Linked DNA regions of Homo sapiens: region 1 is linked to region 2. A link is a loop called in an ENCODE intact Hi-C map of the cell type or tissue named here. Cell type or tissue: heart right ventricle. All regions are shown on one strand. Each heading gives the region's core, and the rest is flanking DNA. Links, peaks and the distances in the headings are about the cores only.

Region 1 (11,013 bases), core at 3,693-8,692, 120 kb after region 2:
GCTGTGAGCAGCCTTGGCTATTCATGGCCAAGGAGAGTTGGAAACATGCTGAGTATCCATCACTGGGGAAGTAGACAGGTAGAATAATGCCGATGCCCCATGAAGCAGGACGCAGCAGGTGGGAGTCATGGATTAGATGTATGCATACCAATTAACATAGACCTTAAAAGCATAGCACTGAGTAAGATCACATCATTCAGATAAATTACAAATAGATCCACAGAAAGCAAAGAAAAACATGCAAACAAAGATATGCTTTAGCAAAAAAGGTATACTTTATGAGTCCCTGGTATACTTTATGAGTCCCAGATATACTTTAGCATACTTTACCCACAAGAATGGGAGCAGGGCATGGGGATAAAAAGGAATGAATGAATAAACGAATAAAACAAGGGGATAGGGAAGAAAATAAAGTGAATCCAGTGAAGCTGAATACTCTCTCCCTAGAAAGGGGGACATATGCACATCTGCACAAATTTTAGCCTGTAAATCCAAGGGTTTCACAAGCCTTCTAATGCTTATCCATGTTGTAAGACATGAATTTTTAATATGGCTAGTTGGACGTGTTGGGGCAGGATACCTTGTCTGTCTGAAGATAAGCATGTTAAGCTAGCTGTCTCATCCAAAAGACTTCCAAAGAACCTTCAGCCATGTCTATACGAGAGGCTTCTTAGCTTACACCAGGGACTCGTAACTGGCTTCATATTAAAACAACCAACAGAGCTTTTAAAAGCTACCAAAGCCTGGCCCTGACTCCCCAGATATTCTAATTAAATTAGGTGCAACCTGAGCATCTCTTTTTAAAAAGCAGATTCCAGTAGCATGTAGGTTTGAAAACCACTGGCTTAGACAGTGTCCAGAAACCATGAGATCCAGAATCCCTAAGGTAAGATCCCCCAAACACTACAGGTTAGAAAAAAATTACCAAGTGATTCTTACACATGCTCAAATCAAAGAACCACTAACTTAGGGAGAACATAGTACTTCATCTTTCTTATTATAAAGTTGGCATTGTTTCTGGTTCTGGTTTGTAACCTGAGTTTAGGTCTATTTTCAGCAGGGATTTGGGTCGGGGCTGAGTGGGATGAGGATGTTGTGGTCTTCCAAAGCCTTCTAATATAGAGCTCACTTAACTCTGTACAGTAGAGTTCTGACAACCCATGTGACAAATGTGCTTTTGAGTTTAAACATACCTAAGTTATGCAGGATGGGCTGGCAATACCAATGATCCCATCTTCCTTGTGGCCATAGTGCAAGGGAACTAAAACTCACACAACCTTTCCTCTGAAAAGAGGTTTTCCCAGCAGTAAATCAGTCTTTTTAAATCAAATGAAAAGTCAGGAGACCAGCCCATATTTTTTTAAAAATTTCTATATCTGACTAATGTTCCTGTAATACTAACCATTAAAGGACTATTTGGTATAGGGGATGTAACCCAGAACCTACCCCTTTCTTAGGATTGGAGCTCTTATTTGCATTGATGGAGAGTATTGAATTATTAGATATTACATGTTCATAACTGCTTAAGGAAGGGGAATAAGAAAAATGTTCTTGTATGAAAACAAATAACTGCATAAGCAGGGTTTCAACAACAGACATCAAAGGAAGGCTTCACAGATGCTCATAGGGTCACTTCCATGCCACCCTTACTTTAGGAAATGCCCTTCCAGTAACCCGGGCCCCTTCCACACATTTGCTTCCATTCCCTCTAGTGACAGGAAGGACTCATGTGGCCCAACTGTGGGAAGATGGGCAGTTCTGGGAATACAGACACAGACTGGAGGGGGTTGACTTAGGGTGAAATTCAGCGATGGCTTCCTGCCTCATCTCTAAGCCTCAGCTTCCCAATAGACCTCAGCAACCAGGACCCACCAGCCTGGACTCCCATTTCACCCCAGACTTCTCACATCAGACTAATTCTGTGGTCTGACCATGCTGGTGTTGGGACATTATGTTGGCAAAGTGCCACTAAATAGGGGCTGGAACTAATTGCCCCCATGCAAAAGCCTTGAATGAGTTCAGCCTCTCTACCCCATAGCAAGTAGGTTCTAAGCACAAATGTAGGGATTATTGGTGACCCACAATCTCTTCTGACTCTCTCAGCCCTGACCCAGAGTATAAGAATTGATTTAGAGTTGCAGGAGGGGACAGTGAGTGGTTCCCCCATCCCCTTCATTCCATGTTACTTTTTTTTTGAAGAGACAGAGTCTCACTCTGTCGCCTAGGCTGGAGTGCAGTGGTGTGATCATGGCTTACTGCAGCCTCAACCTCCCAGATTCAAGTGATCCTCCTGCCTCAGCCTACCGAGTAGCTGGGACTACAGATGCATGCCATCACGCCTGACTAATTTTACCTTTTGTAGAGATGAGGTCCCTCTGTGTTGCCAAAGGTGGTCTAGAACTCCTGGGCTCAAATGATCCTCCCCCCTCCCTGGGCCTTCCAAAGTACTGGGATTACAGGTGTAAGCCAATGCACTCAGCCCCATGTTACTTAATAGAAAGGTTTTTCTTCCCCTTTTTCCTGCACCCTTTGCTGCTCTCACGGGGAATTTCTAGCATCTCTAAGCTCTGGTCTCCAGTCTGAGGAAGTTGTGCTGCCTGTATGTGACAAGAGAAATAAGATGTTGGCACATGAATAGGATGTTCGCCCTTTGGTGAACTAGAGCATGTGAGCCAATTCTTAAGCCAGATTTTTCAGCAGAGAACAATTGCAATTCACAATCACATTTTCCAGGCATGACTCATCCCTATAGTATACAATAATATGAAGAGAGGCTGGAAACCCCATGCTTGGCAAATACCAGTGCCCAGGCACTGCAAGCTTTCTTTTGTGGCAGATTTTTCATACAAACTGAGTCCATCAGTCTCAGAGTCCCATTCAATAACAAAAGAAGAAATAAATGGGGAGATTAACTGCTATTGGAAATGAAGGTGTTGAAAATGTAAACTAAACAAAGCAAAGCACCCCTTCACTCAGTTGGATCCTTCTAACATAGAATCAAACAGCCATCTAAAACCAACAGGAAAACCGGACCGAGGGTGGAGAGAAACCGTGTGGCACCATCAGGAGGTAACTCCCATGGTGAGGAGGAGTTTCCTGGCTCCCATTAGACTTTCATTTTAACCCTTATGATTTTTCCTTTTTTTTTTTTTTTTGTATTTACATCTTTTCTGCTGAACTAAAATGATAAACTCTGAGAGCAGAGATTAGATTAGAATCTTCTCAGCCTCTCCACAATTTTAAAAGCAGTGCTGGCCACAGGAAAAAAAAAAAAAGGTACTCAAAAAACACTTTTTTTGTTTGTGAATGACAATTTGAAATTGACTTTGAGAAATCTTGGCAGCCAAGAAAATGGCTGGAGAAGACTTTACAGCTTCCGAGAAGTAGGAGGATGCAGCAGGCTTCTGGAGGGTCAGGGGAGGAGCTGATCAACTGGAGGCGGGAGAGGGAGGCCATAGTGGGAGAGATGAAACGGGAAAGGAATACTAGCATTTTTTAAAAAGCATAAGGGGAACAAAGGGTGGATCTTTATTACAATAAAGTGGAGGCAGCCAGGGTACAAGGTACAAGTTTATGGAGGAAAAAAATGGCAAAATATAGGCCCAGTCTTCTGTCCTCCTCTCTGACAGGGAAGGGTATTGGATGTTCACTCTATGAAAAAGCAACATATTAAGTTAGTTGTTCTAGACAAGAAAAGTAGGAAAGATATTGTAGGAACCCTTTGCCCTCAAACACATATTGGCCCACCATTCTCAGAAGGCAATCTCAGCTGGCATGACAGAGCATCTGGTTGCAGAGGCTCTTGGGGACTGAGTGGCTGCTGAACGAACACCAGCCCCTCTCTTTGGCCCATGGGTAAAAGCAGCCACTGCCCATGATCCCTAGTGAATGGTGTGTGGGGCAGAGCCAGCTGCTTCCCCAGTCATGATGAGTATCTCCGCCTGACACACCCCACAGCAGGATGGGATTCTTTCTGGAACTGATCTTGGAAGTTAACGTCAGATTCACCCTCAATTCCTCCATCCTTTTCATTTCCATTGAAAATGAGAAACTCAGCAACCATCTTGAGTGTCCTTGACCATTGACTTGCAGAGATCCTTTCTAATACTTTGGTTTGCTGAGACAAACTATTGTCTGTGGTTACTGCTTCCAACACACATTCCCACTTCACAGTCCATCACATTCCCTACGGGGGGTTCCTACACTGCCAGGCCATGGTCATAATGAATTTATGACACACAAAACATATTTGCATGCATGCTCTTTCCACATCAACCCAGCCCTGACGGCATCTCATTCTAATCCTAGAAATGAAGAGCCTGAGACCCAGTCGCTAAGAGGTGAGGTAGGCATTTGGTCCTACTCTGACTTCCAGTCTAGCGCTCCTCACTTGTGCACGTTGCCTTGGCACACACACTTGCTCACGTGCTTATCTTCTTTTATTCTACAAATATTTATGGAATGCTTACTAGGTGCAAGCCCCTGTTCTAAGCCCCAGAGAAAAGAGTGAATTAAGCAGATGTGGTTGCTGTCCTCATGGAGCTTACCATATTGAAAGGGAAACAAACAAGTAAACAGGCAATTCACATATAGTATGCCATCTGCTTATGATGGCAGAAGTGCAGGGTGCTGGGGAGCACCTGGGGGTGTCATGTATTGTAGACCTGCACAGTCCTGGAATGCTATCCAGAGGAGGAGACATCACTGTGGAAACTAAGGGGTTAGGCAGAAATTAGTCAGAGGAAAAGACAGGCTCCAAGTAAAGGGGACGTCCCCAAGATGAGAGACAGTGTGACACTTGACGAAACTAAGATTCAAGCCTGCCTGGGAATGTTGTGGGGGATGGAAGAGAAGAAGCTGGAGAAGGCAGCAGGAGCCAGAGCGTGAAGAGTCTACTTCGCCCTGTTAGGGAATCCGGACTTTCTCCCGAGGTCACTGGGGAGCACTTGAGGAGTTTTGAGCAGGGGAGTAACAGGACCAGGTTTGCATTAAGAAGAATCACTCAGGCTAAAATGTGGGGACTAGCCTGCGGACAGGCAGTGCGATTGCAGGGGAAGGAGCAAGCAGTGGTTGCAATAATCTGGGAGAGATGGCAGCGTTCTGCTCTCAGGCAGTTGGAGCTAAGTGGAATGCTCTGATAGATATTGAGGATAGAGAATGGCTGAGACTCCAGGATTGAGGGAAGGCGCTAATGGAGAGAGGGGCAAAGGGTGGCGTGCAGGTTACTGACATGAGCCATCCGTAAGTGATGGTGCTGTGCATTGAGACAGGAACAACAGGAAAAACAGGGGAGGTGTTCAGGGCAGATGATTAGTTCTTTTTGGGTACAGTCGATTTTAGTTATCTTCAAGGTATCAAACAGGCTGTTGGATACCTGAGTCAGGAACTAAAGCAGGGCTGAGGTGGAGATTTGAGAGATGACAGTTGAGATAGCCAAGGAGATGCTGGCATAAAGGGAATGCCTACAGGGAGTAGGGAAAATGAGGAGTGGGCCTAGGACAAAATCCTGTGGATTATCAACATTCAAGGAACAGGCTGCAGAACACATCAGCAAAGGAGACTGAGAAGGAGGTGCCAGAGAGAGGGGGAAAAAGACAGAAGAGCCGGGGCCCTTGGAAGCCAATAACAGAGCATTTCCCCAGGGTCTGCAAGTACCTGTCTGGCACACAGTGGGAGCCATAGTTGAGGAGGGCTGGGTGTTACGGGAAGCCAGGCTAGTAGAAGAACAGCAGAGCATCGCATTCCTTCTCCCTTCCAAGCCCAGCCCCTGCCCCTGCACAGGATTTTGTGTGCAGGTGACATGGCAGCCTGCCTGCATCCACACTGGAACTGCACCCAGCTATCTTACACTCCCCAAAGCCAGCCACACAACTAACGACGCCCTAATAGGAATGCTTTGGCACCAATAGAAAGAAACCCTCGGGCGCTCATCAGTGGTCCTGGCTGAGTTACACAACCTTCCTGCCCCTCCTCAAGGTGCAGCCTCATCAGCATAGCAGTGAGCAGCACCTTAGGATATCGTACAGGGGTGCAGCATACCCTTGGCCAAAAGTTGGCTCCCTGAGCCATCTCATGGATGAGGATGCGCCTTTTAGATAATCAGGAGGCAGGAAACTCCCCCTGGTGAAGTTTAGGTGAGCAGAATTCAGACGGAGGGGCAGGAGGAAAGGGAGTAAGTGAGGAGGGAGGGAGACTGGGGCTGGCTGGAGAGGCGTGGAGATGCAGGTGGGCCAGGAAGAACGTGGCAGCACTGATGGGGTCACCCTCTTTCTCGCATCTTTCCTAACCGAGTCCTTAGCCTTCTCATCTCTCCCATCTCCTTTGACACTTGCTCTTTCCCTCTACACACTCAGGGTTGGGCCTTTCAGAGTTCGTCTTGACAACCAGGGATCAGGAACACATGTGGGTGGGGTGGCCTGGAGTGGTGACAACTTCCAGAGTGACGGGAAAATGGTCTCATGAAGACTGCACAGCCCTCAGACCACACCTCTCCAGTGGGAAAGCCCTTTTTAGCTCAGGACTGGGCTGCAACAGAGAAACAGGAACAGCTCGTGGCTTTCCACACAGTTTCTGCCAGCTCTGGAGCAGGGCGGCTCTTTGGAGAGAGTTGACCACAGCACTCAGCGGCTCCCTCTGCCAGGCCCCCCAGACACATCTGGGCACCGCCAAGGCTGGGGGACTCCATCCCAGGCTTGTCAGGGATTCTCTGGGCAGCACTGCGGTGGAAAGTCCTTCTTCTGCTTATGTTGTCTTCCTTTTCTATCTGTACTCTGGTTTCCTCCAGCATTGATGTGAATTTCAGTGTGAATTTCAGCAGTTTTGCACCCTTGCTCTTGTATTTTCCTTATTCCGAAGAGTCTAAAGCTTCCAGAAGCCTATGGAACAGGAAATGGGAGGAGTCACTCGTTGAGCAACGTGTGACTGTCAGATCCTATGAATCCTAGGTACTAGGGATGGACAGAGCAGTGATGAAATGATCATAGGCCCTCCCTTGGCAGAATGGAGAGTTGAAGATGGTCCTCATCTTCCAAATGGCCTGCAGCAAATGTCGCCTTATGCCTGCCCAGCAGCAGAGGCCATATGAGCCCACAGAGCCCAGCACAGTGACCTGTGCATCATGTAAATGTCTGAATTGCATCAAGTGGAACTGTACTTCTCCCTGGAAGGTGACAGGCCGTCGCTGAGGAGAGAACATACATAATCTACGATGAGCCTGAACAGCCTTAATAAGGGAGCCAGGGGCGGAGTCCCAAGAAACTAACATTGAGAAAAACTTTAGTCCCCTTCCCTGGAAACCTCCTGTCCACAGTCCCAGGCCAAGCAGACAGATTTGGAAAATAGCAATGACATAATTCACACTTCTTTTCCATCCAACACAGAGCAGTCGTGGCACTCTGGCCTTTGCTTTTGTTGTTCCCCTGCCTGGAATGCCCTCCTCTGCTCACTTCCTCCAACACAATCCCAGTCAACTAAAGTGTTCAAGGATGAAACAATAGGATATCTGGGATTTGCCGGGATATTAGAGATGGGGAAGTGAGAAGAGAAGAGTGCGGAGGAGGAGGGGAAATAGTTGAAATAAAACTGGACAATTAATAAAATGTGATACTGGGTATGTTAGGGTTCATTCTACTATCCTGTGTATATTTGGAAATTTTCATAATAAAACATTTTCTAAAAACTCCTGTGGATCCACAAAACCCAGGTCACTCCCACCTTGTACATGAAGCTTTCCTGACAGCTCTCCGCTCACTCGTGGACAGGCCACTCCCTAGTCAAACGCTAATGGCATGACTAGCCCCGCCAAGGTACAGCCATTTAATTCAGCTATCTATTAGGTGCTTGCTTTCATAGGCTTTCAATTGTCTCTTTAACTTCATGGCAGAAAGGAGAGGAGGGAAAGCAACTAACATTTCATGAGGGCCCACTATGTATAGGGACTGAACTACATGTTCTCACATAGGCCATGTCCTGTCTGCTTCTCTAGCGCAAAGTTGGCTCATCGTGGGTGTCTCAAACATAGGCCAGAAACATAAAGGAATCACTCACTAAACATTAGCACAGCAATCTAGTAGACTAGCATGAAGCCATCAAAGGTATGCATCTCATAATACAGGGAAGGACTTATGTTACAATGCTAAGTGAAAAAAAAACATCGGGGCACAAAATCATATCTGTATTATGATCCCAACCCTATAAAAACTGGCTCTATAAAAGACGGGGTGGATACGTGTATCCAATGTGCTTATTTCTGGGTAGAGGAGTACTTGAGAATTTTTTTCTTGTTTTTGTATTTTCAAAATCTGGCTTAATAACGGTATATAACAGGAATCAGCAAACTTCTTCTATAAAGGGTGAGGTAGAAAATATTTTCAGCCCTGTAGGCCACGCAGTCTCTGTCACATCTAGTCGACTCTGTCTTGTAGCGTGAAAGCAGCCACAGAAAATGCGTCAGTGAATAGGAGTGGCGGTGTTCCAGGGCAACTTTATTTACAGAAACAGGCAGCAGGCCAGATTTGTCTCATAACCAGCCATAGTTTTACAACCTCTGATATATTATTTTATAATCAGAAAAAAGTTATGTAAGTATATATTCTTTGGTTATAAGATCTTGGTATCATAATCAATAGAACACAGCACAGAAACCTTACAGCCAGGCTTTATTCTGATATCTTTGCATCATGAAATAATATAAATTAAAAGTCATAAATGAGAGACTATGAGAATACAAATTCTGTGCTGGATAGAGTAAAAATTAACAATACCTATAATTAATACCAATTTTCTCTCTATTTTTAAGCCTAATATATTTTACTTATTTAGATTTTTCTTTTGTGTCTTTCAATAAAGTTTCATCATATTTTAGTGACCTCTAAGAAATCTATTATTTTTAAAACATCTTGTAGGATGAACAGAAAAACTACAATTTTCATTTTTTTCCCCTCCAGATTTTCTGAAGCCAAGGCCCTGGGAGAAAGTATAAATGAAGCAAGAAGTAAAATTGGTAAGCAGATGATATTCTGTGAGCCTCTTTCAGAAACCATTTTCCTGGTGAAAATCAGGTCATGATGTGCCTCCAAATGGCCATGAAGCCCCAAATGGCCAGTTTCAGGAGAGCCCCTGCCAAGGAAGCTGCTTTGAGAGCCTTCCCTAGGAAGTGTGTGATCCCTCCCACCACCCAGCAGGAAAAGCACTTTCTTTTGTCTAGAACTTGAACTTTTCATCCTCAGGCAGACCTGAGCTCCAGCATCCCAATCAGAGAGTTGTGCTTTTCCCTGGTGTTTTTCAGCAGTAGCTCAGCTAATCATAACTTCACGGTTACAGTGAGACGTCATTTCGTATTTCAAGTATGGGGAAACACTCTTACACCTCCCAAAGCTTCTGCTTAGCATATTTGGCACAGGTATGATATTTTAGCATCAGTCAATAAGCTGGTGGAAGGATAAGAAGCAAAAACAAGCCATCGTGCCTTCCCAAGGTGGAGGCTGCCACGGAGGGCTCCCCACTTAGGTGAGTACCCCTGCAAAGGTGAAGTTAAGGCAAGAGGCAACTCAGTAAAATGTGCCTCGAATTCTCTTTTTTTTTTTTTTTTTTTTTTGAGACAGAGTCTCACTCTGTTGCCCAGGCTGGAGTGCAGTGGCGTGATCTCAGCTCACTGCAACCTCCACCTCCCAGGTTCAAGTGATTCTCCTGCCTCAGCTTCCCATGTGACTGGGACTATGGGTGCATGCCATCACACCCAGCTAATTTTTGTGATTTTAGTAGAGATGGGGTTTCACCACGTTGGCTAGGCTGGTCTCGAACTCCTGACCTCAAGTGATCCACCCACCTCGGCCTCCCAAAGTGCTGGGACTACAGGTGGTGAGCCACCACACCCAGCCTCAAATCCTTTTAAAAGTAAGAGGACAATGTTTTTTTCATCCCAAACTAAAAGATACCACAGAGACCCATCTCCCAGGCCCAGGGCAGCTTCACAGAGGCGATCCCTGTGCCTCACCTCTGTGCTGGAGAAGGCAGCAGTTACTGGCTCACAGCTGGCCCGCTGGGTCTCTCTTACTACCCCCTTTTCTCCGCCTACAAGTGAGGACAGGACAGAAGCCACTGTGAGTGCCCCCTTTAATTTTTCTAACAGAATATAAAAATCACGATAGCCTCAGTTTGTCTCGGTCGGTAAACAGGAGCCCCACAGTCCCCTCTGTGGCCTGAGACAGAAGGGGCTGAGGCAGCCAGACCCAGAGACACAGCCAACAGCCACACTCAGAATCCTTGTGTCTCAGGAGTTCTTGACCTAAGGTCCAGGATCTTGATAGGAGAGAAATGCCCCTGTATTTCTACTAACCTCTAACTGAAACTTAGCACCACCTCAATGATGAACCCAGTGGAAGTCACAGAGGCCTGCATGTCATATCACAGAGGGGCAGACGTTGTAAAATATCTTTTGTGCTATCAGTACAAAATTACAGTGGTTATTAGACTCACCATTAGATCTTTTTATTTAATACATTTATATAAAAGTACATAGATATTTCTGTATCACAAAAGGTTTTACAATTTTGATAACTATTTCAATATAATTGGTTTATCTTAAAAGCCTGCGTATTTTAATTTATGCACCAAATTATTATCCTGAGAAGGGGTCCGTAAGGTCATCAGACTGCCAGAAGATCGCTGGCACAAAAAAAGATTTCAAACCCCTTTCTTGACCTGGATTCCTGAACATCCTAAAACTGCATGAGAAAAACTGGGAGTTAGGAATGTTTGTATTTTTCTGAAGATTATGTCCATCCATAGCTCATCTGATTCTCAGAGGGCCCAGTCACCCACACCAATAAGGAAATTGATCCTAGGCTGATCTCCTTCAGGTGGGAAGGCAGACACTCTGCTGGGGGGCATCCCAGTCCCAGACAGTGGGCAGTGATAGTCTACTTGGCTTGAAGGGGAGAAGGAGGGAAAGAGGAAGCTGACTTCAGTGGAGCCAGGGCCAATTTGTCAGCATCCTCTTACCTCAAGGGACCC
Region 2 (11,013 bases), core at 2,631-7,630:
ATGAGTATGTCACCTCAGTGTCCATCAAGAGAGGAATAGTAGTACATCCATAGTATGGAATATTATATAGCCATTAGAAATGAAATACCTTTACTGTGTATGCACTGATGGAAAAGCTCATCTGCCATAAATGCTTTAGAAATATAATGATGTAAAGCATTATTCAGACTATGATCTCATTTTTGTAAAAACAACAAACCAAAATGTATAAATGAATATATAAATATAGGTATCTGCTTCATTAAGAATAAGAATAATATATTTTAACTGTTAACAGTGGATTTCCCAAGGTATCAAATTTTTTTAAAAAAAGGTGGAGGGGAATGGTGGCAGGGGAGTGGGAGGAGTTTTCACTTTTTAATATATTCACATCTGCATTGTTTGGAATTTTGTTCATAAACATGTGTTTTCATAATAATTTACATGATTTTTTAAAAAATGTATCAGGAATAAATCCCTCTGTATATCTGATGGTTTGAAGCTCTAATCCAAAAGGAAACACACTGTCAATCAGCAAATAGTGCAAATAAGTATCTCTTCACCTAAAGAAACTCCTTAAAAGTAACGGTATAAATTGTCTCACACTTGTAAATATATAGCTGTCACATGTCACAAATTACAAGAGGTACAAATGAAATCCAAGGCTGTTCTATGATAGAAATCATTACATTTTATCTGGGTGGGCTGATAGTAACAGCAGAAGAGAAATGTGTAGATACAGTTTTAAAAGATGCTGAAAGTATGCAAATATTTTCATAATAGTACTAGAAAGATATGCTGCTGCTGTATTATGATACATAACATCATAGATACTGATTGTCATCCTTAAACCTTCCTTATTAAGAGTTCCATCTCAACCTAGAGGGGAACCATGTCCATGGCAGTGAATCCAGTAACTAGTGAACATATTTGTGTTGAGAACCTAATGTTAGGGGGACGGGAAGAACAAAGATAAATAAGAGCCAAGAATTTCCCTCTGATACAAAGTACTAGAATGCTACATTGGCACGTGGTGCTATGAATAAACTAGGACTTTTTTTTTTTTTTTTTTTGAGACAGGGTCTTGTTCTTTTGCCCAGGCTGGAGTGCAGTGGCACAATCTCAACCCACTGCAACCTCTGCCTCCTGGGTTCAAGTGATTCTCCTGCCTCAGCCTCCTAAGTAGATAGGATTACAGGCACATGCCAATTTGCCTGGCTAGTTTTTGTGTTTTTAGAAGAGAAGGGGTTTCACTCTGTTGGTCAGGCTGGTCTTGAACTCCTGACCTCAAGTGATCCGCCCACCTGGGCCTCCCAAAGTGCTGGGATTACAAGTGTGAGCCACTGTACCCGGCCAAACTAGGACTTTAGAATAGAGTGGTTGGATGGTCCCTCCAAAGGGAGGTGTTTTGTTTTCTATTTCATTTTGTTTTAGGATAGGAAAAACAACATGATTGTAAGCAAAGAGGAAGGAGTCAGTATAGAGAGGAGATAAAGAGATGATTAAGGGAAAAGAGGTAATTAACTAGATAAGCCCTGGAAGAAGCAGAGAGAGAGCCCAGGGGAGAAACTGGCCTTCAGAAAGAGGAAGAATATCCACAATCTATAAAAGCAGGAAGAGGGCCTGAGCAGTGAGGCAGAGACACTCTGAGGCAAAGGAGGAGGAAACAAAGGAGTCTGCATGGCTTTCACCAATAAAGAAGTGACTTTATTGACAGAGAGTGAAAGAGTAGTGGCAGGCTTGGGGGCTGTAGAAAGATTTGGAATAGGCACTGTGAAGAATAGAAGATCACCTGGAATGATTAAAAAAATAGTGGGGTATCACTGAGGTGCCAGCTGAAGCGGAGTCACATGCATTTTTAGTGAAATTAATTTAAAATACATTCTCATTACTTTTTCTAGCAATGCAGCAGCCAGGCACAGGGGCATAGAAATTCAGAGTGGCTAGAATGGATGGACCATAGAAATCAAATGATTTCTATATTGAAAGCTTCATAAGAAAATTCACTGGAAATTAGTCAAATAATGGCTTCACTATAAATTTCACTTTGTCAATGTTTCTTTTCCCTTAATTTTTATACTCAAATCTGTACTTCTGTAAAGAGGTGGGAACAATATTCTGTACTTCAAATGTTAACCAACTAGATAATGCCATTAGAATTTTTAAAGCTTCTAGCTCACAGTTGCTTCTCATACATTATGTATTTTTAGGCTGGAAAAACTAATAACATCCTTTTTGGAAGACCAGGATTCAGACAGTAGATTAGAGGTTGGCGCGGATATGCGTAAAGTTCATCACTGTTTTCATCATTTAAAGGTAAACTTAAATGTTTCCCCAATAGAAGCCATTTTCAGCCATGTTCAAGCTGCAAAAAAACTTTTCTAGTTGACCAGTTCTTGGAAGGTTAGGATCCAGCATTGCATGTCCAGAAAATGGTACGATCTTTGAATCAATAGTATGATTATCACTGAGTTTCTTCAGAGATTGTATCTTACTTGCCAATAAATAAACTCAGGCCATGGACTTCTAATTCTTTTGTCAGGAATCTCTACCTTCTACACAGAATAGTTCCATATTTTTTAAAAAACTATTTTCAAGCTATATCAAGAGAATTGCATTCTGTATTTTTTCAGCAGTTTGATATACCCATATGATATTTCAGTTTTTCTCTGCCTTAGGTTTTAATTTTCATGACAAGGGGCTGGGAATATAATCACTTTTACTTTTAGCTCACTTGTATTTTTGCATACTTCTTTAAGATAATAAACATTTGTTGTGAGTTACTAAGGGCCAGGTATAGATAAGACAAAGTTTAATAAGCAAGTCATGGAGATGACAGATGTTGTAAAGAATAATCACAATACATGATAAGTACTAGAATAAAAGTGTAAATTAAGTGGAATGATGTATAGAGAAAGGGAAAGGAGTCCAAGAAGAGATAATGTTGAGTAGGCATTTCCCAATTTAGGGAAGGAGAGATAAGATGGGGAGAGAGGGTTGAGGAAGGAGGAGGGGAAAGAAGGCAGGTAGAAGGGAGAAAACATGCCAAGCCAAAAAAGCAACTGCATCGCAAAGACATCGCACCTGCATCAGACAGGTCACACATGCCTGATGTGTGCAGGGAATTGTTAAAGGAAAAAGAGTCAAAGAAACAAAGAAATTTGGACTAGAGATATGGGTACTAAGCTCTTATTTTATCTTACAGAAACTATTGAATGACAAGAAGATCCTTGAAAACAATACAGTCTCCTCTGAAAGCAAAGACCAAGATTGTCAAGAACCATTAAAAGAAGAAGAATATAGAAAGCTACGAGATATTCTGAAACAGAGAGATAACGAAATCAGTATCCTTTCTGAAGTGATGAAGAAACTTCCTCTATCCTGGTTTGAAAGGGGTAAACAGCAGTCTTTCCTGAGCCACATGGCTGAGCTCCCCACCCAGCTTCCATTTCACATTGCTTCTTTCCATTGAGAAGTCAAAGGTCCCTTCAGCAAAGTATTGCAACCAGTGAAAAAGAGTTTCTATAAAAGAAAAAAATGTGTTTGTTTTTATCCTGACATAGTTACTCTTGCAGGGAACATTTTAGTTTATTTCAAAGTATGAGCCTTTTTACACCATCTTTTAACATTAATTTTTTAAAATATATTTTTTGGCTCCTCTGTTGTGTTCTCTTTGTGTTAGCCCTGAGCCAGTAAGTTAGCTGGTTATCTTTAGCAAGCTGACCAGACAACAGGCTGACCACAGACTCACCATGGCCCAGAATCTGTGGCTGGTGCGTGGGTGAAACTCAAATGATGGCTGAAAAATGACAAATGGTATTTAGCTTATGAAGAGCAGAGATTGATTTAAATGTAACTTTTTATTTAAAAGCCAGATCTACTGCTTTGAGTTACACTTACAAATGTTCCCAAATTTGGAAGTGAGTATAGATGAGTGTTCAAGATAGAATTCTTTTTTTTAGCTAAACTGATCAGTACCAAATAAGATAGAATTCTTATTGGCTCCAAGAGGCAGTGTATTTTGGGTGCTGAAAGTGGTAGTAGCCCATGGGAGCATGTGCTGCCTCCAGTTGCAGACGAAGTGGTTACTTCTATGGAGCCCCTGTGGGGTTGGGTGGAACTCAGGCCTCCCAGATATTTCTTTGGTATTGTTTCTCATTTTATCTTTCAAGCTTCTTGTAAAAAGATTTGACATTTTCATTACGTTTGCAGAATTTAAACATGCACAAGAAATCCTTTCGGTCAGTTCTTTATAAACAGATATTTTTGTTCTTTTTTTAAATTACCAAAAGATGCTTTAGCTTCAGCTATTTATGCAAAATGCATGAAAATAGTCTACATAAAGGAAACCCAGTAATAAAGAGGTAAGAACAAACCAAATGGGAGGTAGACATGTTGCCTGATTAACTTTGGTCTCTAATTTTACTTGAGTATCAGCAGATCCTGTGTGTCAGATTCAAGTGAGTTTTAGCTGGCCAGGGAACAGTAGGTTCAGCTGAGAATCCCCCCCCACCCACACACACACACACAAGCCTTCATCCGTCAGTGCTGCCCATGGTGTTGTCACCCTCACATTCCTTTTCCTTCCTCTTACACCATCCATCTCCTGGCATGGTCTCGGCCTGGACCTCAGTCCTGGCCCCAGCCCCAGTCTGAGCTCTGTTTCTTTTCCTGGCCTTGATCCTAGTCTAGGATCTTCTCCTTTAAATACTCCTACCAACTTCTTAATCCCCTTCTGGGCTTATGAATGTCTGTGCATATAGGAGGGATGAAATGAGATATGACAGAGAGAGAACAGTCCAAGTTTGTTCCTATATGTTTATTTTTAAAAGAGAGTGAAAGAGAGATATCCATCACCTCCCCTCCTTCACTGTGGTGAATCCAGGCATCACCATTCATGTGGGGTTACCCTAGATTCTTTACTAACTGTCAGCAATTCAAACAGGGCTCCCTCCATCTGACACTCTTATTCAAAATGATGGTGTATGGGAGTCAGAGTGGAAAGAATACTGCACTTCAATTCATACCTGGATTGAAATCCTAGCTCTTCATTTATTAGCTCTGTACCTACTCAGTGACATTGCTTTCTACTCTTCAGGAGCAGGACCATAAGACCTGCTGAGAAAAGCCCATAAGTGCTTTGAGCACTGCGGAGTGTGATGTAATTGGAGTTATGACTATGAAGACAATAAGCAATCTCAGAAGAAGGAAGAATAGCAGCTAAGATTTAATCCTCTCAAAGCTGTGCTTATCAAAGACCAACGACTAAGAAAACCTCCTGAAATCTCACAGTTATTCAGAGTCAGGTTGGAGGATGTTTTCATATCTTTCTTTGTAGAACCCAGAAGGCTAAGACTGTGACACAACAAATGGGAAAGATATGGCTTCCAGGAAATAAAAAAAGTGATTATAATTGAGTTTCACAAAAGACAGTAATGCACCCAAATGACTGCGAACGACATCAGATCTTCTTGGAAAGAGACTGAAAATGATGTCCTGTTGGTGACATCCTCAGCTTGAATAAAGTTCACACACCCCTTCACAAAATATATGACAGGGGGATCCATGACCCAGCAAAGTGTTTAGCACAAAGGCCATTCCCATAAATGGGAATAGGGAGGACAAGAAGACAGGGGAAAGGTGAGAAGAAGGAAGGCAGCACAGAAGATAGATTCGTATTGCGATCTTTATGAAATGTACATCAGAACGCATCATTATTCTCATTAAAGTCTTCAAGGGGCTTCCCATGATATGAAGAATGAAACCAAACTCCTTGCTCTGGTTTACGAGGGCCTGGATGATCTTGCCCTGCCTACACCATCCCCTCCCCCACGGACCTCATTTCTCATGCCTCGTCCCACGTGTGCTAGGCTTCAGTCACAGTTACCTTCTTGTTGTTCTTCTAACACGAGGTTCCTCAGCCTTGGCACTATCAACATTTGTGGCTGGATAATTCTTCATCTCAGGAGCTGTCCTGTGCATTGTAGGAAGTGGGATCACAGGACTGTAGCATTGGGAGCCACTTCCGGGCCTGTTTCTCTTTAGGGAAACTTCCTGTTTCTCCTCTGCATTGATGTTCTTCCTCTGGCTGGTTCTTCTTATGGCTCAGATCTCAGCTTAAAGGTCACTCTTAGGCCTTTTGTAGCACCCAATGTATAGCAGCTGCCCAGTCACCCTTGACCTTCTTCAGATTAGGTATGTGGCATTCTGATGTTGTGTGTGTGTGCATGTGCATGCATGCATGTGTGAGACGTCTTTCCCCAGTAGGACGTCTGCTTCGTGAGAGCAAGAAACTACTCTGCCTTGTCATTGCTCTATACCGATGCCTAGAACAGGGCCTGGCATCTATAGCACAAGCTCCAACAAATATCACTGAATGAGTGAGTCGATGGAGTCGATGGATATTGCCATCACAGTGTGTGAACCAATGGAAGTGTATGATGACATTGGTAATCAGTTCCATACAAAGAGGAGCAGCGTGTTCGGCCAGAGCCCTGTTCTTCTCTGTCATGTTAATGCTTAGACACTAAGAAGCTGTGAACATTTTTGGTAAGTACATGTTGTTTTGGGGCAAGGAATGGAAGCCACATCAGAGAGAGCAAACCTGATTATGCTTCCAGAAATCACCAAGTGGGAGTTAAAGCTGAGGAGGAAGATGAAGGTCAAATGACTTCCACGCTGCTTGTCCAAGAATAAATATCATCTGGGTACCTGTCCGCCTTTCTAAGTAGCAGTGCTCTCTGTATCCCCTTCCTCTGAAAAGTTTACCCTTTAGGACACATACCACATTTAGACTCCCATTTTAATGAGCCTTCTCTAGCGATGCAAAGGCATTGAATTCATCTTACCCCATATGCAGTTAGAGCTCTGAGATTCTCAGTAGGGGTTACAGTCTTTCCATTTAGCAGATTGGACAAAAATCTCTTAGAGTTCTAGGCATCGTGAACACAGAATGAACACTGAAGTAGGGTAGAGGGGAGTGGTTTTATCCTTTATCATCAATGGTCCTGGCATATCTCAATGGCCTACAGAAGGTGCATTTTAAAATGATATGTCTGTGCTAACAATTCGCTTCTTTTCTGTTACATTTGAGACCAAACATTAGTGGCTTAAAAAGCCCCCATCTGAGTGAACTCTACATAAGCACGTGCTGAGCTTGGGGTGCTCTGGCTGAACCTTTGTCACCGCACCGGCCGCCAGGATGAAGACGGCTGATCTGCCAGCCGGGTGGGTTTCACCATCCTCCCGCTCTGCTCTGCTGCTGCCTCCCGAGCAGGCGCGTGCTCGCCCAGGGGGCTGATACATATACATGGGCTATGTGAGTAAATTCATCTTTTATCTGGGAAGATGTATACATAGCCTATTGTCTACTACTATTCAGCCTTCATTTGACTTTTTATAAGCACTTTCATAAGATTGTTAAGATGTACCTGGTTTAAACTCAGAACATTGTAAAGACCTTGCGTTTGCTAATTTTTCATACAGTGGTGCTATATAGAAAGCAAGCCTCCTAAATTGTCCATTGCTATATATGGGGCTTCAGGAAGTTGAAGCCTTCCTTCAGTCTTTACCACATGATAAATAGCAAATGTTAGGAACATTAATGACACTTAGGACATTTGTGTTTTGATTACTATAAGCTAGCATCAGGCATTAAATCCTTAAGTCAAGTTTCAGATATCCTGGTCAACATGTTAAAAAAAGAAAAGAAGAAAGCTCAGGAGGCTCTCCACTTGGCTGGCATGGATAGACGTGAATTCAGACAGTCCCAGAGCCCACCCTTCCGCCTAGGAAACCCAGAAGAAGGTCAAAGAATGCGACTATCCTCAGCTCCCTCACAGGCCCAGGACTTCAGCATTTTGGGGAAAAGATCCAGTTTGCTCCACAAGAAAATAGGTCAGTTGACTAAATTTCCAGTATTTCTCATTGTCTGTAATGGATTTCGATGTAGCACCCTTTAGTTTTACATGTATCAGGATGAAGGCTCAATTTCTTTGTTAGAATTATTTTTTATAACTATCAATTATCTTAAATTAAATACCACTTTCCCAAACTGATGACTGAACTGAGGGGAACCAACTATGAATTTTCTCAGAATTCAGCATTAGAATAGATGGGTTCAGGGTAACAGTAAAAAAGTTAATTTTAGAGAAAGGGAACAAATAAGATCAGATATTGCTGATATGATGACGAGGCAGCGTTTATTTATAAATCCAAATGAACTATCTGCAGGAAAACTATTTAAAAATATTACCAGGCCAGGCACGGTGGCTCACGCCTGGAATCCCAGCATTTTGGGAGGCCAAGGCAGGCAGATCACAAGGTCAGGAGTTCAAGACCAGCCTGGCCAATATGGTGAAACCCTATCTCTACTAAAAAGTGCAAAAATTAGCTGGGCGTGGTGGTGCGCGCCTGTAATCCCAGCTACTCAGGAGGCTGAGGCAGGAGAATCATTTGAACCCGAGAGGTGGAGGTTGCAGTGAGCCAAGATCAGGCCACTACACTCCTGCCTGGGTGACAGAGTGAGACTCTGTCTCAAAAATAATAAAATAATAATACCACAGACTTAAATGACAATAAATTAATAAAACTTTGTCACGTAATAGCATTTGGCAGGGTTGGGCCAACTCAGAGACACCTTTCCTGTTTCCAGCTTTTTTTTTTAATTTTATTTTATTATTATTATACTTTAAGTTTTCGGGTACATGTGCACAATATGCAGGTTAGTTACATATGTATACATGTGCCATGCTGGTGTGCTGCACCCATTAACTTGTCATTTAGCATTAGGTATATCTCCCAATGCTATCCCTCCCCCCTCCCCCCACCCCACAACAGTCCCCAGAGTGTGATGTTCCCCTTCCTGTGTCGATGTGTTCTCATTGTTCAATTCCCACCTATGAGTGAGAACATGCAGTGTTTGGTTTTTTGTCCTTGCGATAGTTTACTGAGAATGATGATTTCCAATTTCATCCATGTCCCTACAAAGGACATGAACTCATCATTTTTTATGGCTGCATAGTATTCCATAGTGTATATGTGCCACATTTTCTTAATCCAGTCTATCATTGTTGGACATTTGGGTTGGTTCCAAGTCTTTGCTATTGTGAATAGTGCCACAATAAACATATGTGTGCATGTGTCTTTATAGCAGCAAGATTTATAGTCCTTTGGGTATATACCCAATAATGGGATGGCTGGGTCAAATGGTATTTCTAGTTCTAGATCCCTGAGGAATGGCCACACTGACTTCCACAATGGTTGAACTAGTTTACAGTCCCACCAACAGTGTAAAAGTGTTCCTATTTCTCCACATCCTCTCCAGCACCTGTTGTTTCCTGACTTTTTAATGATGGCCATTCTAACTGTTGTAAGATGGTATCTCATTGTGGTTTTGATTTGCATTTCTCTGATGGCCAGTGATGATGGGCATTTTTTCATGTGTCTTTTGGCTGCATAAATGTCTTCTTTTGAGAAGTGTCTGTTCATATCCTTTGCCCACTTTCTGATGGGGTTGTTTGTTTTTTTCTTGTAAATTTGTTTGAGTTCATTGTAGATTCTGGATATTAGCCCTCTGTCAGATGAGTAGGTTGCGAAAATTTTCTCCCATGTTGTAGGTTGCCTGTTCACTCTGATGGTAGTTTCTTTTGCTGTGCAGAAGCTCTTTAGTTTAATTAGATCCCATTTGTCAATTTTGGCTTTTGTTCCATTGCTTTTGGTGTTTTAGACATGAAGTCCTTGCCCATGCCTGTGTCCTGAATGGTAATGCCTAGGTTTTCTTCTAGGGTTTTTATGGTTTTAGGTCTAACATTTAAGTCTTTAATCCATCTTGAATTAATTTTTGTATAAGGTGTAAGGAAGGAATTCAGTTTCAACTTTCTACATATAGCTAGCCAGTTTTCCCAGCACCATTTGTTAAATAGGGAATCCTTTCCCCATTGCTTATTTTTCTCAGGTTTGTCAAAGATCAAATAGTTGTAGGTATGCGGCATTATTTCTGAGGGCTCTGTTCTGTTCCATTGGTCTATATCTCTGTTTTGGTACCAGTACCATGCTGTTTTGGTTCCTGTAGCCCTGTAGTATAGTTTGAAGTCAGGTAGCGTGATGCCTCCAGCTTTGTTCTTTTGGCTTAGGACTGACTTGGTGATGCGGGCTCTTTTTTGGTTCCGTATGAACTTTAAAGTAGTTTTTTCCAATTCTGTGAAGAAAGTCATTGGTTGCTTGATGGGGATGGCATTGAATCTATAAATTACCTTGGGCAGTATGGCCATTTTCATGATATTGATTCTTCCTACCCATGAGCATGGAATGTTCTTCCATTTGTTTGTATCCTCTTTTATTTCATTGAGCAGTGGTTTGTAGTTCTCCTTGAAGAGGTCCTTCACATCCCTTGTAAGTTGGATTCCTAGGTATTTTATTCTCTTTGAAGCAATTGTGAATGGGAGTTCACTCATGATTTGGCTCTCTGTTTGTCTGTTGTTGGTGTATAGGAATGCTTGTGATTTTTGTACATTGATTTTGTATCCTAACACTTTGCTGAAGTTGCTTATCACCTTAAGGAGATTTTGGGCTGAGACAATGGGGTTTTCTAGATATACAATCATGTCATCTGCAAACAGGGACAATTTGACTTCCTCTTTTCCTAATTGAGTACCCTTTATTTCCTTCTCCTGCCTGAGTGCCCTGGCCAGAACTTCCAACACTATGTTGAATAGGAGTGGTGAGAGAGGGCATCCCTGTCTTGTGCCAGTTTTCAAAGGGAATGCTTCCAGTTTTTGCCCATTCAGTATGATATTGGCTATGGGTTTGTCATAGATAGCTCTTATTATTTTGAGATACGTCCCATCAATACCTAATTTATTGAGAGTTTTTAGCATGAAGCATTGTTGAATTTTGTCAAAGGCCTTTTCTGCATCTATTGAGATAATCATGTGGTTTTTGTCTTTGGTTCTGTTTATATGCTGGATTACATTTATTGATTTGCATATATTGAACCAGCCTTGCATCCCAGGGATGAAGCCCACTCGATCATGG

Evidence for each region. Peaks named below come from ENCODE experiments on the same cell type or tissue, not always from the same donor. Only the 100,000 strongest peaks of a DNase experiment are listed, where the experiment ranks them.
Region 1: it touches region 2 in a loop (1.8-fold over the local background); 2 of 110 quality-filtered maps call a loop at or near these places.

What each region holds. Positions count from the first base shown.
Region 1 is chr6:39,417,936-39,428,948 of GRCh38, reverse strand. KIF6 (kinesin family member 6) reads left to right here. Exons shown (of 23, transcript NM_145027.6): 15 at 8,946-9,001. Among named protein-coding and RNA genes, the nearest start is that of KCNK16, 100 kb to the right of the region's middle. In heart right ventricle, for the core only: no CTCF peak of the experiment used is centred there; DNase peaks (open chromatin) are centred at 6,448, 7,213 and 8,462; H3K27ac peaks cover 2,204 bases.
Region 2 is chr6:39,536,865-39,547,877 of GRCh38, reverse strand. KIF6 (kinesin family member 6) reads left to right here. Exons shown (of 23, transcript NM_145027.6): 11 at 2,190-2,295; 12 at 3,185-3,323; 13 at 7,657-7,875. Among named protein-coding and RNA genes, the nearest start is that of KIF6, 180 kb to the left of the region's middle. RefSeq lists a silencer at 7,206-7,383. In heart right ventricle, for the core only: no CTCF peak of the experiment used is centred there; DNase peaks (open chromatin) are centred at 3,743 and 4,532; H3K27ac peaks cover 1,431 bases.